Linked DNA regions of Mus musculus: region 2 is linked to region 1. The links are chromatin loops, found by intact Hi-C in ENCODE. Cell type or tissue: heart. All regions are shown on one strand. Links, peaks and the distances in the headings refer to the core of each region. The heading gives the core; the rest is flanking DNA.

Region 1 (7,868 bases), core at 1,861-6,860:
ATGTTCTAAACACAGTGTTTATTTGCCACCTGTGTAACCCAGAGCAAATGACTTTTCACTTCATTTAGACTATTTCTACATATGTACAAAGCTGTTAATAACCCCTCCCTCACAGAGGTGTTCTAAAACCACGTATGAAACAGAAATCTATGACTGCACCCAGAAAGAACCTGCCACTGGCCTATACACATGCACCCATGCAAACATATGCTTGGGGCACGTCCATTATCAAAATAGACAAAATGCAAGGTAGAGTCCAACAGCAGACAACGACACTTACTTCTGCTTCACAAACTCATCAGTAATGAGTTTCTTCACATCTCCAAAGAGTGAGTGATGAATCCTGGGAATATAGAAAGCTCAAATAAACAAATAAATATAATCAGATCTGGTACACTTCCCAGATGATGGCAGAGGCATTTAATTCCAAGACAGAAAAGAGATTTACAGCACAGAGAAAGCTCCATGGAAGCTCAAGAGATGGTTGAGAGAGTGAGCAGAGACAAGAGCCATTTCCCCATCCACACGGGTCAAAATCTTGGGCCCACTACCCAGCCCAGAATCCCCACCCCCAGCTCCACCAGACCACCAGGCTGATGCAATCCTGGGAGCGTCCTCTCTTGCCAAAAGACAACACGGACAGCAAGCGCTGAGAGAGCCCAATCATACCCAGGGCGCAGCCCCAACTTGCGCAGCACCTCCCAGATGACAGCTGCAAGAGGAGGCAAGAAGGAGACAAAGACAGAAATTGAGCATCTGGAATTCAGGCAACAGCTACCTATTCAACTGCATGCCCATCCACTCACCCTCACTGGACCGATTTCCATTCATGAAGATGATGCTAAGAAGCACCATGAGGAGGCCCAGCTTAGGTGAGTCCTTGGTCCTAAGATAAAGAAAGTTTACGTTCATGAGCCATCATCTGTAAAGCAGCTTGCTAGGCTGCCCTCTCCTAGATCCCTCAGATACAGAGAATTCAGCCTACTCTATGGTCCCAGCCTGACCTAAGGCAGGATGCATTCCCTCTTGAGCCAAGCTCTCTACACACCAAAATGCTACTCCTACATAGGGTTAGGACATGGAAGGATGCCTGTCAACCCAAGCAAGTCTAATACCACTACTACCCACAGGGATCCAGCGTGTGTGGGAGTGGGGACAGGGGTGTTTAGTCCTTCTTTCCTGAGCTTCTAATAGGCCATGGAGAGAGGGATGGATGGGTGGAAGCAGAGGCCCATTCCCACCCTAGCACTTTCCCGGCTTACGTTCCCAATATGCCTGCATCAGTTGGCTCTAAGGTACTGAGAAGAATATACAAGTGGTCATTCTTGTCAATTTCTTTCAATTGGATTCCAAATACCTATGGATAGGAAGAAAAACTTATAAAATCATAAAATTCAGCTTCCAGGGCTTCTGTAGTTTCTTTTATAGCTAAGGGTTTTCTGCACATGTGAATGTGTGTGTTTGTGTGTGTGTGTGTGTGTGTGTGTGTGTGTGTGTGTGTCTGTGTGTGTCTGTGTGTGAAAGAAAGTAATGGACTATTGTATATAAAGCACATAGTTATGTGCTATTTATACACATAACAAACATAGGGTGGTTATCCATAGCATCTTTGTAATCAGGGGGAATTTAGGGAGACAGAGGGGTGAGCATCTGCAACACATGAGATGGTGTATCCAGCAGCAGGCAGAAGCCAGGACTAAGCTGCACAGCTTTAGCACTAGCTGTGTTTCCACAGCTGACTTGCTGTGTGGTCAGTGGCTGCCCCTCCCTAGGCCACCATGTGCTCAACTCTACAGTGATGAGGATGCAGTAGGTCTCTGCTTTCCTCCAGGAGGGTGCTCATATGCCTTTCTTCTGTTTAAAGCTTCCCCAGTGCACCCATCCCCCAGGGCTGTCCCTTCACCTTCTCCAAGGAATAGCCTGCTCGTTCAATGATTTCAGGGTATACATCAGTATATTCTTTGATGATGTCCTTCAGCATATCTGCAAATGAGAGTGTTGCAAGCATCTGTGCTGTAGAGATACCAGGTAACCCTGATGCCCAATCAACAGACCCTTTGTTGTCCAAGCCATGGGTGGCAGAACCAAGTTGTGGGGGGGCTTTTCAATAGAGATCCCACTGTTAGGAGAACTTTGTGAAAAGGGACAGGCGCGTGAGAATGAAGGCTGTCCCCAGCACACTGGTGAGAAGACAAGAGAAGGCAGAGCTCAGGAGAGAGCACGTGTTTGTAGGACTCTACCTGAGCGTCTGATGGGAATCTTTGTCTGGTCTTTAGCCAACAGGTACTTCACCAAGTCATTTGCCTAGGAGAAAGAAAAATGATGAAAAGACCAAAACAAAAAAAAACAAAACACAGAAAACTCCAAAGCACAACAGAGAAGACATCAGGCAACACAATTGAAAAGGTGAGACGTAGAGGGTGGAGTCCATACCCTTCCTTGTAAAAGGGCCACATCTCTGGGTGGGGGTGCCTCAGGTTCCTGGGATGACTGTAGCTTCGCAGCTCTTCTTCGGGCCTTGCCTCTGCGAGCTCTAGGTGACCTCAGGGAGAGCAAAGCTCTCCGAGCCCAGGCAGCCAACCGAGTCCTTGATGCCCTGCGGGCCCAAAAGGCTATGGGTCCCCTTGAAGCTCTGCGAGCCATGGAGGCCATTAGGGCCTTTGAGACCCTTCGACCACCTGTGGCTTCTGAAGCCTGACTCTGGTCACTGTTGCCATCCTCTTCTCCATCCGGGTGTTTCCCCTGCATCGAAAGAGGGGAAGGTCAATATCAGCAAGTGGTGCAGGTGGCTCTTTCTCTTAACTCAGTCTCTTCTGGAAAGCACACCCAACGCTGTCTCTTCTAGGATACATCCCCACAACCCTGCCCTTGTAGTAAGACTCTGCCTCACTGGACACTAGCCATCCTGAGTCATGGGCTTATCACTGACTACCAGTTGGGAATTTCCTCCCTGAGTGGATCAGGAACAAGTCAGAAATAAGGCCTGAGGCTTTCGTCTTCCCACATCCACCCCTGACCTGACTCTGCTTCTAGCACCATTGACGAGCCAGTCCTCTTTCTTTCTGGGCATCAGTTTCCTGCCATACAGAATGGTACCATAAGGAGTTACTTTCAGATATGAGACTACACATGTGAATAAGCCTACCTCAAGGTCTATAGTGTACAGCTACTCTGTACATATAAAAAGCTGCATTCCAGTCAGCATGAAGCTATGTATATGCCTGCCTCATCTCCCCACCAGCCTGTGAGCTCTGTGGATACAAGAACTGTGACACACTCCTGTTAGTGTGCGCTGGGTCTTTCAGGAACACAGGAATTGTTTTAATTTTGGCAGACAAATGAACAAGAAGATTGTGGAGAAGCAAGGATGGGTATGTCTTACCTTTTGGGTATTCTTGGCTTTGACCTTGGGCCGAGTATCCTGGTTCTCCTGAACCTGGACAGCTGTACCCTCAGGCTCTGGTTCATCTGTCCCAGCCTGAGAGGCAGGAGCCTCAGTCTCCGGAGCCTTTGTATTGACCTTTGGATCGGTACCACAGCTGACCTTTTTGGTCGGGGTTGTAGGCATTGTCATAGCCTGCAGGTCAGACTTCTGCGTCTTGGTGTCAGCTGCTGGACTCTTGTTTTCAGTTGCCAGAACTTGGGTCTCACTCAGCTGTGTGGTAGGTGAGGCCTGGGTGGCAGCTGCCTCAGACGCCTCTGGGGCCTTTGAGACCTCTGTCGCCTTTGGGTTCCCAGAGGCTTTTGGAGCCTTTGCAGCCTCTGAAACCTCTGGTGCCTTTTCTGCCTTTGGTGTTTCTGAGACCTCCAAGTTCTGGGTCACGGTCAACAGGTCCTGCATCACGGAGCCGCTGTCCTTTTCTGAAGCTTTGCCCTGCAAGGGAAAGCAAGGAAGTTCACTGACCTTCTTCCCACCCCTCAACAAGGCAAATGGTCCCAAAATTAGGTGGCTACACTTCTCTGACCTGTAAAGACTCTTACCTGTGGTGTGCTCTGACCACCCCAGCCTAAACAGGCTTCCCAGTTAAAAAGTAATGACAGAACCAAGGGCCCGCCCACCCTCTCTCCCTTCCTCTTGGCCTCCCCTCCACTGGGGAGAGGGGATGCACCCAGGCAAAGAAGTGGGTGGAGAATGACAAGGATGGGAGGAGAAGCTCCAAGGATTTAGGGCAGCAAAAGGGGCTTGAAAGGCAAGCAGCAAGAAAGGGGGGGGGGGGGTATCGGTCTTACCTGAGAGCGAGCTGGATCTGCACCACTCTCGCTTGTGTCAGACATGTCTCAAGTTCACCTAGCAAAGCTGAGTTCAAAGAGAAGGCCTGGGTCAAGTGGAGAGCCCGCTGAACGTCGTATCCCTTGTTCTGCCTAGAAGCTGATCCTCACCTTCTTTAGGGCCCCAAAGCCCAGCCCCTCCCGGAGCCCCAACCAGTAGGTGCTCAGATACAGAAATTCTGTCTCTAGGTCTCAGTTCTCTGCAGCCGCACCCTCCCCTCCTCCAGGAAGATGTGCCAGCGCGGCAGCTCTGAGGACCCCGCCCCCTTTTCCCAGCGCACCCCCCCCCAGCCGCAGGCTTAGAGTGCGCATGCGCGTCTTCTGCAGCGCCCTTTCAACCCCGCCTGCTTTCCCAGTACAAACCCGTTCTTTGAAGTCCACCGTGCACATGCGCATTCAGCAGCTGGCCCAGTCTCTGCGAGCCCTTCTCAACACGCCCCTTTCTAGCTATACATAAAGCGCATGCGCAATGTCCACGGTCTCAGTCCAGCACCCAACTCCTATACACGCCCCTCTCCAGGTCCGCAATGCTGTTCAGCCCCGCCCCCTCCCCAACAAACCTTCCATCCAAATTGTCGCAGTGTCTGGTGGTCCTAGCCCCTCCCCTACTCACAACCACCCTATCAATTTCACAGAGCCTCCAGGTCCCGCCCTTTATCCTAACACGCCCCCCTCCAAACGGTAAAACCCAAATTGGTTTGGCTCCTTCCCTGTAACACCCCCTCCTCAACTCAGGATTGAACTAGTGATTCCATCTTAGGCCCAGCCAAACGGGGTCCAGTCCCCTCCCTTCCTAGCTGGATGGATTCGGTAAGATTTGGCTCTTAAGGCAGGTTTTCTCCAGATCCCAGAGGGTGGGGCCGACCCCTAGCAGGCTCTCATCCAAAGCTGGGGCCCATGACTTACCTCGTCCTCCTACAATTCCCGAGTGTGTCCACTCTCTCCAAGCCCCTCCGAAACTCAGATACTGCCCTCCCCACTAAAGGCCGGAAGTGGTCCCGCCCCTTTCCGCCTCCCTAGGGGGCCTCCGTCCCAGCCCGTCTGCCCCTCCCCCCTCAACACTCCTTATTCCCCCCCTCCCTATTCCCTTGCCTAACTCCGGACTCCCTATTTCCCATCGCATTTCCTATTTACTCTACAGAAATCTCTTCCCATTCCTTACATCCTTCTCTGTGTTACCTATGCAACCCCCCTCCCCAGTGTCCCTTAACCCTTCTCTGCATCCCCTATTCTTGTCCCTGGATCTCGCCTTCCCCTTCTTATTTCCCCATATTCTTCCTTCTCCTCCAAGCATGCACAGTTCCCCTTTTTCTCCCCTCCACCTCTGCCAGTCTCTGCTGTCCAGTTCATATACAGCTTACTACTTTCTTGGTCGTTCTCATTCTCACACCGCATCAAATGCAGCACTTCTGCTCCAGCTATAGTGGTCAAATAAGAATTGCCCACCTGCCCAGCTATAGGTTTCAGGTAGTTAGAACCACTGTCTGCTCACCAGGAAAGCCCAATGTTGTTCCCTCACCTTGTCCTCCAGTGAGTCTGGGATGCGTGTGCCTGCTCCTCTCAGTCCCTCTCGAAGTCTCAGCCTCCTGGACTAGAGCTGCAGACAGCCCAGCCCAGCCCAGCCCCTTTCCGCAGCCCCCTACCCCCCGCCCCCTTCCTCGGGGGTGGGGCAATGGGGCCCTGCTCAATGCTGTCTGACGCCAAAGCCCATGTTTATGCCTCTGTACCAGGTTCGGTCTGAAGCCCTTCCAACCCAAACTGCCCCCACGAAAACGATTCATTCATTGAAATTATTTATTTTATATCGTTATTTTTCTTACTACAAAAGTAGTGTGTTGTCATGTGAAAACCAGAGAAATGCAGAAATATGTAACAGAAAATTAAAAGCTATCTTTAATCTCCTTCCTCAGAAATACTCATGACATTGAGTACTTTGATAGACATTCCTCCATTAATTTTTTAATTTGTAGTCTGATTATGTGCACTTTCTCCCTACACCGGCTATACTAGTTACCTACTGTTCTGTAACTGCTTTTTTTCAAGTTATATATTCAAACCTCTTTCCCTTAGCATATGTTTTTTTAGAAATGTATAATGTTTTCTTGTATAACTGTCCTATAATTTATTTACTTAGTTCAGCTTCGTGTACTTTCTGGGTTGTTTCCCCCTTTTCGAACTATTACAAACAATGCTACAAGGACCATCCTGGTGTCTATATTGGACTGTTTTGTTGTTTTATTATGTTTTGCTGATTCAATTCATTTGAAAAAACTACCATTTTCAGCGTAAGTTAACTGTACAAAGTAATGACTTTTATTATGGCATTGACAGATTCACCCTCAATAACGTTTTTCACTAGTTTGAAATGGCACTTCTGTTGCCTGATAAATTCACATAAACAACTGGGTGTCTTCATGAGAACAAGATAAAATGTAAAGACAAAGAGAAGTAGACAAAATATCATTAGCAATAGAGCAGGTGAATGCAGACCCAGAAAAAGCTTATTATAAACTATAATTCACGGTAGTTATAGAAATAAAATTCAAGATCTTTCTTATACACAAATAGTCAGAAGTCTGCTTCTTGAGGTCACCTTTGCCCATACTGGACAAATGAAAGATAGCCAATCCTTATGGCTTTATGGACAATTTGATTCACATACATTTTCACACATCATCAAGGCGGGTTTATATATTCGTTTCATTTCCTATAAACTGTTACTTCCCCCAAGTTTGTAATGTCACCCTTCTACTTTCTTATCTCCTAGGCTCTCTCTGCTGAGCACAAATGAATAGTCTCTCATTTTCTTCCAATTCTGGTGCCCCAAATTCCTATCCTATCCAACTTATGGAAAACTTCCAATACCAAGAAAATAAAGTTCTCAAACCTGAGGGTCCTGAGGGTCTATGAAAGCACCCTACAGCTGGTCACCACATAGATGTTGTAGGTGTGTGTTTTAGAAGATCTTAGGTGTTGTATGGGGATTAAGTGTCTTCTTGGAACTAGAGAGCATAGCTATGACCTTGGTAGTCATCCAAACAAGCAGTGCTTGTGGTTTGGCCTAGAGTGTTAGCAGGGGAGATAGTGAGGAGATTGGTGGGGGCGGGGTGGACTGCTAGGACTTGATGAGTAATTGGATTGTGGAGGGGTGGATTGGAAGGAGGAACATAGTCAAATATTGGCATCTTTCTTTAACAGATAGTGCAGATAGTGACCCTTTCAGTGAGTCATGGAATAATGGAGTTAAAAAGGAAAAGAACATTGATTTTATGGCACTGGTGGTACATCCAGGTAGAAATGTCAAATTGGCAGTTGGATAAGCCTGTCTGAGAATCAAGAAAAAGGTCCGAGTAGAGGGTATCAATCTAGAAATTGGCACTTGTATACTTTAGGGTAGTAGTGCAGTAAATAACAAGAACTTAATTCCTGACAACTTTGCTGAATTTCCTTTAATGAGAAACATGTATGCCTCATTCAGCCATTGTATTTTCGAGTCTACACTGTGCCCCAGTTTCCTGGTGGTTCTCAGTGTCATATTGGTATTCATGACAGTGAGTGGATTTTCAAGAAACACCTATCTCTATTTGCCAACCTTTTTC
Region 2 (7,868 bases), core at 1,377-6,376, 220 kb before region 1:
TTTCTCTGCATAGGAATTTGGTTTAGCTACTTCAAAGGGGATGGGAGAGTTGGGGAATGATGATATGCATATGTAATTCAACTGTCGACATTTTATTTTTAATTACTTATTTTATTTATTTGCATTCCAAATGTTGCCCTCTCCTTACTATCAGTATTTTAAAATCCTCTTGTACTTGACTCTTTAGGACGCTAGCCTAAAAGACCAATCCCTTACTATCTTTGAAATTCCAATTTTTGTTTGATTTGATTTGATTGTAATTTTGGAAAATGAGTCTAACTGTGCTTCCCATGGGGGCCTGAAACTCTCTGTAGCCCAGACTGGCCGTGATTGTGTGATCCTCCCAGCCTAGCTTCTACGTCCGTAGTCTGTGTATATTTTTAAATTAAATGCACAATAGAAAGTGTATCTCTGACCGCGCCTCTAGTGTATTAAGTTGGGTTAATTTGCTATGAAACTTTGACAAGTTCTTTAGTTTCTCTGGGTGTCAAAGTGAAATAGAAATGAAAGCCCCTAGCCTACTTCCCACAGAGGACTAGCTTGATGATCAAGAAAGTGTAAAAGGCAGAATCCAGAGTTCTTTTGCTTCAGGGCTTTCATGCTGTGTATGAGATTCATGCTCTTGGCTTTTATGTGACACCCACAGGTACTACCACCCACAACCCTCTACGTGCTCTCCTTCCTGACTGACTATGGTCAATGGAGAACCACTCCTAAGACGAGAATGCAGTGAGCTTTTTGGAGCAGACATGAGTCTGAAAACAGTGGCATAATGGGACCAGGGCATTATGAGATCGCTGAGAACAAAGGGATTCTAGGCTGCTGTCACAGAAGTCCTGATATGTGCTCATGCATGAATCTAGCCTATAAGCTTGTAATGATCCACCAGCCTTCTAGCCTATAACAAGTACATTCACAACCACACATTTCAAGACTTACCAATAAGGAAAGACCATTTATGACTTTATTGCCCATCTGTATTATCTTGATGCTTTAAATGAGTTTCCTCTCCACACTGTACATGGAGGTGGGAGCAGGCTCCATGGCTCTGCAAACATCACGCTGCATAGTTTTCTTCCCTGGAGATAGTTCTGCTTTATGGTTCAGCTTTTAGCCTTCCGTGTGAATCTGATGCTGAGTGAACTCTGTGTCTACAACCAATATATCAAACCTTCTTAGAGTTTCATAATTTTATCCTGTTCCATCCTAAAGTTTTAAGATTTTTTTTTAGATGCCATTCTTTACCTCAGACAAACCAGCTTCCCCATCCACTTCCCTGAAAGCTGTTATAATAGCTACTATGTTGAACTGGGATTTCTTGCCGCCATGTTTCTCTCTACAGCAGAGAGATGTAGATTGTGAACATGGTCACTGACCAAGTGCCCTCCATACCAGAGCCTGAGATGAGCAGTCAGCAGATCACAGGGATTCAGGCCCTATCCTCAAGAAGCTCACAATCTACTTAGTTACCAGACCAGAGAAACCCTAGCTCACGGAGAGGCACATAGCAATGTGAGAACTGAAGGCTCAGCTTCACTCAAGGCTACAAGGCTGGCTTTCAGAGAAAATAAACACTGAAACTGGTCTTGAAAAGCAAGACAAAGTTCAGTGAAAATAGAAGACACTCCAGGCTGAGCAAGAGCCTAAAGACAGGAAAATGTTGTGTTTGAGAGCTCTGTAATCAGCCAGTGCAGTTACGCGTGGGGGATCTGGGGATAGAAGACTGGGAGGTAGCTTAGGACTTGATTTAGAAGAAGTTTGAATGCTAGTCTGAGGCATTTCTCTAAGACTTGTTTTTCTGTTTCTGGTCTCAGAACTGGTCACAGTAGTGAAGTTTCATAGTTCTAGGCAGGGTTAAATTAGAGTGTCAAACCTGGAGCCTGAGTTTACCCATTCAAACCTTGTCAGAGGCCTTCTAGCCACCTAGCTCAGATTTCTTGCTACTAAAATTATCGTCCTGATTCTTGGCAGTGTTGTAAGGACAAAATTGTAAACATAAAAGCCATGTTCATGATGTTACCTAGATTATCCTGGACAAGCCATTCCCTTCTCAGATACATTTTCCTGTGCTATTACAGGGGATATTTGAAAGAAACAAATAAGATAAACAAAATGTTGCTTTGTGGGCACTGGAAAACATAAAAAGTCATGGTAAGATCATTAAAATAGACTTCCACTAGTTATGTGTCTTACTAGGGCTAAGAGACTTGTGTCTTACAAAGTCTATTTCTGAGACTCTAGGAGTTGTCTGCTAATTGGGAAAACCTTGTTATATTTTTTTTACTTTAAATTTATACATAATTGTTTATAATTGTGTAGTGCTGTATGATACTTCAGTGCATGCATATAATGTGCAATGGTCAATTGCTTTATGTATCACCTCAAATAAGTATTATTTCTCATCTCTACCAGCTACTTTGAAGTATACAATTATCTGTTGTGAACCATAGTTTTCCAAATGTGCTCTAGAACATCAGAAGTTATTCCTCCTATTTACCAGAATCCAGCCTGTTTATTGTTCTCCCTTTCTCCCTTTCCTTTGCCCCCTAGTCTATACTCAGTTCCTCGCCAACCTCTTTTAGGTTTGTCCAGTAAGTGAGAGCATGTAGTGTTTGATGTTTTATGTCAGACTTAAGTTAACAGAAACCTAGAAATGAGTTTACCTTTCTAATTGATTCTCAGGAAGTCTTTACAGTGCAAATGTTAATCCTGTGTCACGACAATGTGCTCGAACTTGCAGATGACTTGAGGGAAAAAGATGAATCATTTCCTTCCCAAAGGAAGCGACAGTGTTGAATCATGTGTATTCCACATTCCCCAGGTTTCTCCATGTGTATCACATTGGCTCTTCGCTAACACCAAGGGAATGGACCCCACTACCCTTCCCTATATACTAAATGAAAAAGCAGAACAAAACAGAGCAACTGAGGCACTGAAAAGTTCAGTCTTCTGCCCGGTTTCTCATATCTAGCAATGGATGGAAGTAAGATTCCACCCAGAGAGTTTGACTCCAAATTCCATTTGTTCTTAACTGCTGTGCTCCGTTGCCTCAGTAGGCTCCTTAGATAGGTAGGCTTTGATGTTGAAAATCGTATATGCACAGCAACTGGAGTGACTCTAACCCTTGTATAGACTAAGGTTCTGAGAAGATATTTTAGGACGCATCTTAAAAGGCAAAGAAGAACTGGGGGCATTTGAGGGCAGGGACTGGAGATTTCTTTTCCCGAGAGATTGCCCTTGCATAGTCCAGCTCAGTGGAAGAAAGTTGAGCTTTCTAATACCCAATCACTGGAGGTTTGCTGGGGGTGGGAAGGTTACAAAGAATGAAGTAAAAGGGCACTTGGACATCTTCCAGGCAAGCCGTGCAGTTGCATGAATTCTACAGATAAAAGTCTCAAAATAACTGGGGGAATGGCAATACAAGTGGGGACAAGTAAAGGGGAGACATCTGGATGATATGTCTCTGGCCTATGGATTTGTGCTATTTAGATAGACACCATTGCCTCTTGTTCTTCATATTCTCCGCGGTGTGGTTTCCACCTCTCCTAAGATCCCATTCCACCACCTTGGCTCGAAGAGCTTTAGCCCCGGTTTGAATTAGATTGTGATGCCTTTAGTGCTGGCTCATCTCAGCATTGGCGGCCATGGGAGCTGCGTTTACTTATCGGCTCTCTGCCAAGTAATGACTGCCTTCGCTCTTATTCCCAAGGTGCCAGATTTACTCTGATTTATTTAACCTTGGTTGGAGAGAGTATAAAGATGATCAGATAGTGCCGATCTCTTTAGAGTGCCCAGGACAGCTCATTTTAAGAGGGAGAGGTCCCATGGAAAGGCAGGGAGCAGACTCCAGGGAAAGACAGTTTTACAGTGCCTTGTTGAATAGGGTGAGCGGTGAGGTAGTTTAAGTCTACTTCCAGTTTCAGCCTTTAATTGCTAGCTCAAAACATTGCATTTTGAATTTAGGAACAGTATGTTTGTGGTTTTGTTGTGGGGATCCTTGTACTGAATCTCTGTTTCTGAGTTGGAGCTTAACATTCTAATTAGGCCTGCTTTTTTTTTTTTTAATTTCAAAGCTTAGACCTACCTCCATCACCTTTGCCATGCCACACAACACAGGATGTAAGCACATGATCTTTGGTCTGTTATTTGCATACTCTACTAGTCCTGCCTTCATTGGCGGGAAGTAACTGGCCAGACCTGGGCTGTCTTGCTGGCTGCCTTCCTTGCTGGGCTCCAACTTATCTTCTATATACATAGCCCTTGGAGTTCAGAGGCCTCTGCTGACTTCTGCTCAGCCTCTGGCTCTCGGCACCCACATCCCCACTTGTACATCCGGGAGCAGAAGAAAAAGACAGAGCTGGAGATAACCTGTGAGAGGCTCAGAAGCCCAGTGCATCCCCCTGTCATCACCCCTGCCTACCTGCTGCTGTGGCCACGGCAACAGACAAGACAGCTAGGAACATAGGAAGTGAGGTCCAATACCTTGTGGGCAGTGGTGTCATTAGCTGCAACGCCTAAGATGTCTCGAGAGATGGGAGAACTCACTCAAACCAGGTTGCAGAAGATCTGGATTCCACATAGCAGCAGTAGCAGCCTGCTGCAGCGGCGAAGGGGCTGTAAGTGGGGGTTGTCATTTGTGGGTGGTGGAGGTGGGTGGGTCTAGAAGAACAAACGCTGTTCCCCATCCACTCCTACCCTCACACAGAAGTTGGACTAGATGATCAGTTGAACGAAATTGCTAGAGGCTAATGTGAGAAAGGATATGGAAGTAAGAGAAAGGCAGGTAGAGAAGACAAAGAGTGAGGCTCAGATAAAAAGAGCCCAAACTATGGGGACCCCCGACCTAAGGGCCGTCTCTCTTTATTCGAGAAATTGTCAGAATGCTGCTTCTCTGGAACGTGAGTGTCCTAGTGTAGTGCTACCCGAGAATATTTTATTTTAGCTCCTCTTATGAAAGATCTGGAAACAGGTCTTGTTTAATTTATGCCAGGGTGAAAGAAGGTGATGGTTCCTGGCATGGTGTCTTGGAGGCTAGGTGCTGAGTCCACAACACTACCATATCACTGGTCCGAATTGCCCTTCCTCTTAAAAATAAGTCTGTGCCCCGGCTGGGAACGACTGAGTACATTGCCTTGACATTTAGAGACAGTCTTGCTGTTCTGAGGACTTGAGGGGAAAGACAGTGTCACAAAGCCTGGTCTGTTTCTGAGTTGGAGCTTAACATTCTAATTAGGCCTGCTTCCTTGATTTCAAAGCTCAGACCTTTGTCATTTTAAGGAGGAACAGAGGCAAAGTTTGTAAATAGGCTTTGAAACCGAAGTATACAATTTCTCATAGATAAGCAGGGATAATCGTGCAACAAGGTGTTTCCAGCCCAGCTTGAGAGACCAGAAGGGGGCTAGAGATAAGACATCTGTGGCCTGCAGGACTCGGACAGCTAAGGAAGCTGCTGGACTCTTAATGTTAAGGGAGGGGTAGGCCTAATACATAAGGGGAACAATACTTCATCATAGCAGTTTCAGGGAGATGTAGGATATTAGATTAGTACATAGGATGAAGGATATGTATAGAAGAAGCAGAGTGGAGCACAAAATCCTGTTCTCCATTGTTCTTTCCATCAGCAATTCTAAATACTCCTCTAGAGAGAAAGGAATCTGGATGAGAGAATAAGGTTCTGCATACGTAGGTCTCCCAGAGTGAAAACCCCTATATTCTTGAGAAATCTGCCTTTCAAGTTGGAGAGGCAATATACATTAATGACTTTGCAGTCATGTAGAAGATACAGAAGACAGCTGGCCATGACCAATACTCAGGAGGCAGATTCGGGGGAACTTCCTGCAAGTTTGAGAACTAGTCTTAGCCTCACAGTAGATTCTCAGCCACGCAGGCCTATATAGCAGGCTCCATCTCAAAAGCAATCCAAGCTTGGTCTCTGTAACTCCTTGCATGGGTGTTTTGTTCCCAATTCTAAGAAGGGGCAAGGTGTCCACACTTTGGTCTTCGTTCTTCTTGAGTTTCATGTGTTTTGCAAATTGTATCTTGTATCTCGGGTATTCTAAGTTTCTGGGCTAATATCCACTTATCAGTGAGTGCATATCATGTGAGTTCTTTTGTGACTGGGTTACCTTACTCAGGATGATGCCCTCCAGGTCCATCCATTTGCCTAGGAATTTCATAGATTCATTGTTTTTAATAGCTGAGTAGTACTCCACTGTGTAAATGTACCACATTTTCTGTATCCATTCCTCTATTGAGGGACATCTGCCATACCCAGGGATCCATCCCATAATCAGCCTCCAAATGCTGACATCATTGCATACACTAGCAAGATTTTGCTGAAAGGACCCAGATATAGCTGTCTCTTCTGAGGCTATGCCGGGACCTAGCAAATACAGAAGTGGATGCTCACAGTCGGCTATTGGATGGATCACAGGGCCCCCAATGGAGGAGCTAGAGAAAGTACCCAAGGAGCTAAAGGGGTCTGCAACCCTATAGGTGGAACAATAATATGAACTAACCAGTACCCCCCAGAGCTCGTGTCTCTAGCTGCATATGTATCAAAAGATGGCCTAGTAGGCCATCATTGCAAAGAGAGGCCCATTGGTCTTGCAAACTTTATATGCCTCAGTACAGTGGAATGCTAGGGCCAAGAAGTGGGAGTGGGTGGGTAGGGGAGTGGGGGAGAGGGTATGGAGGACTTTTGGGATAGCATTGGAAATGTGAATGAAGAAAATACCTAATTAAAAAAAAGCAATCCAAGAACAACCTCCCACAGCCCCCCCCCCCCCCGCGCAGGACAGAAAAAAATATATTTTAAATCTAAGCTCCACATTCCTTAATTGTGCATAAGAGTAATACCAGATGTAAGGCTGTGTAACTTTAAGTCCCACCTCCTGTCTTTGGAAACTTAGACAAGCCTATTAGCCTTACTTTGCTTCTGTTCCCTCACCTGTAAACTGATGTTGCTAGCTGTACTGTTGAAAAAATTAGATAAACCAAAGCAGGTAATGTTCTAAGAAGAATGACTATACCATAGTATGCACTTGGTAAACAAAAGCATAGTTGCCTGCTCTTATTCACCATCATACCTAGCATCAAGTCCTGAGCCTGGCCTAGAACAGATGCTCTATAAATCATCACTTGGCTGCTTTTACTTTTGCCATTGCCTTGTGTACCCAAGATACTCCTTAGGGAATAACTAATTTGTTACTATAAACATTACTTTTGTAGAAACTTGTGTTTTATAGTAGTTTGATGCTATATATATGTATACACACACACACACACACTCATATATATAAATAATTGGTTTGTTTGTTTGTTTGTTTTTTAGATATTTTCTTTATATACATTTCAAATGCTATCCCAAAAGTTCCCTATATCCTCCCTCCACCCTGCTTCCCTACCCACCCACTCCAGCTTCTTGGTCCTATAGTTTATTTGTATTTGACAGACCTAGTAAACTTTCTTACTAGTTTAGGTAATTTGTGTGCAAACTACAGCTTTTATTTTTTTTTCCCAGCAATATTTTTCCTTATGATTCTTAAAATATCTTTTTTCTTATATTAATATAGTGCTAAGAACACCCCCACCTCTAGAACATGCACACACAGACATCCACACATGAATGTGCATGTGCGCGCGCACACACACACACACACACACACAGTATAATGTTAAAAAGTCTGTTAATAGTGTGTATTCATAAGATAATCATGATCTTAAAGAGACTGATTTTCAACTTTCATCATTGACTAATTAATTATAGGGTTCTTTTGCAGGTATCTCTTAAGAGAGTAAGAAAGTTCCTTTTTATTTGTAACTTGACATAGTTTTTTTAAAACTGAATTGGTGTTGAAAATGAATGT

The links. Hi-C counts contacts between places; a loop is a spot of excess contacts. Peaks named below come from ENCODE experiments on the same cell type or tissue, not always from the same donor. Only the 100,000 strongest peaks of a DNase experiment are listed, where the experiment ranks them.
Region 2: it touches region 1 in a loop (2.6-fold over the local background); 3 of 42 quality-filtered maps call a loop at or near these places.

The regions. Positions count from the first base shown.
Region 1 is chrX:150,808,441-150,816,308 of GRCm38, forward strand. It overlaps Maged2 (melanoma antigen, family D, 2), which reads right to left and starts at 5,905. Exons shown (of 13, transcript NM_030700.3): 1 at 5,789-5,905; 2 at 4,231-4,297; 3 at 3,383-3,874; 4 at 2,434-2,742; 5 at 2,241-2,304; 6 at 1,904-1,983; 7 at 1,263-1,357; 8 at 807-886; 9 at 670-712; 10 at 281-343. The coding sequence starts at 4,275. In heart, for the core only: no CTCF peak of the experiment used is centred there; DNase peaks (open chromatin) are centred at 4,651 and 5,231; H3K4me3 peaks cover 2,777 bases; H3K27ac peaks cover 1,882 bases.
Region 2 is chrX:150,590,159-150,598,026 of GRCm38, forward strand. It overlaps Pfkfb1 (6-phosphofructo-2-kinase/fructose-2,6-biphosphatase 1), which reads left to right and starts at 4,270. Exons shown (of 14, transcript NM_001374173.1): 1 at 4,270-4,616. The coding sequence starts at 4,520. In heart, for the core only: no CTCF peak of the experiment used is centred there; a DNase peak (open chromatin) is centred at 3,323; H3K27ac peaks cover 1,053 bases.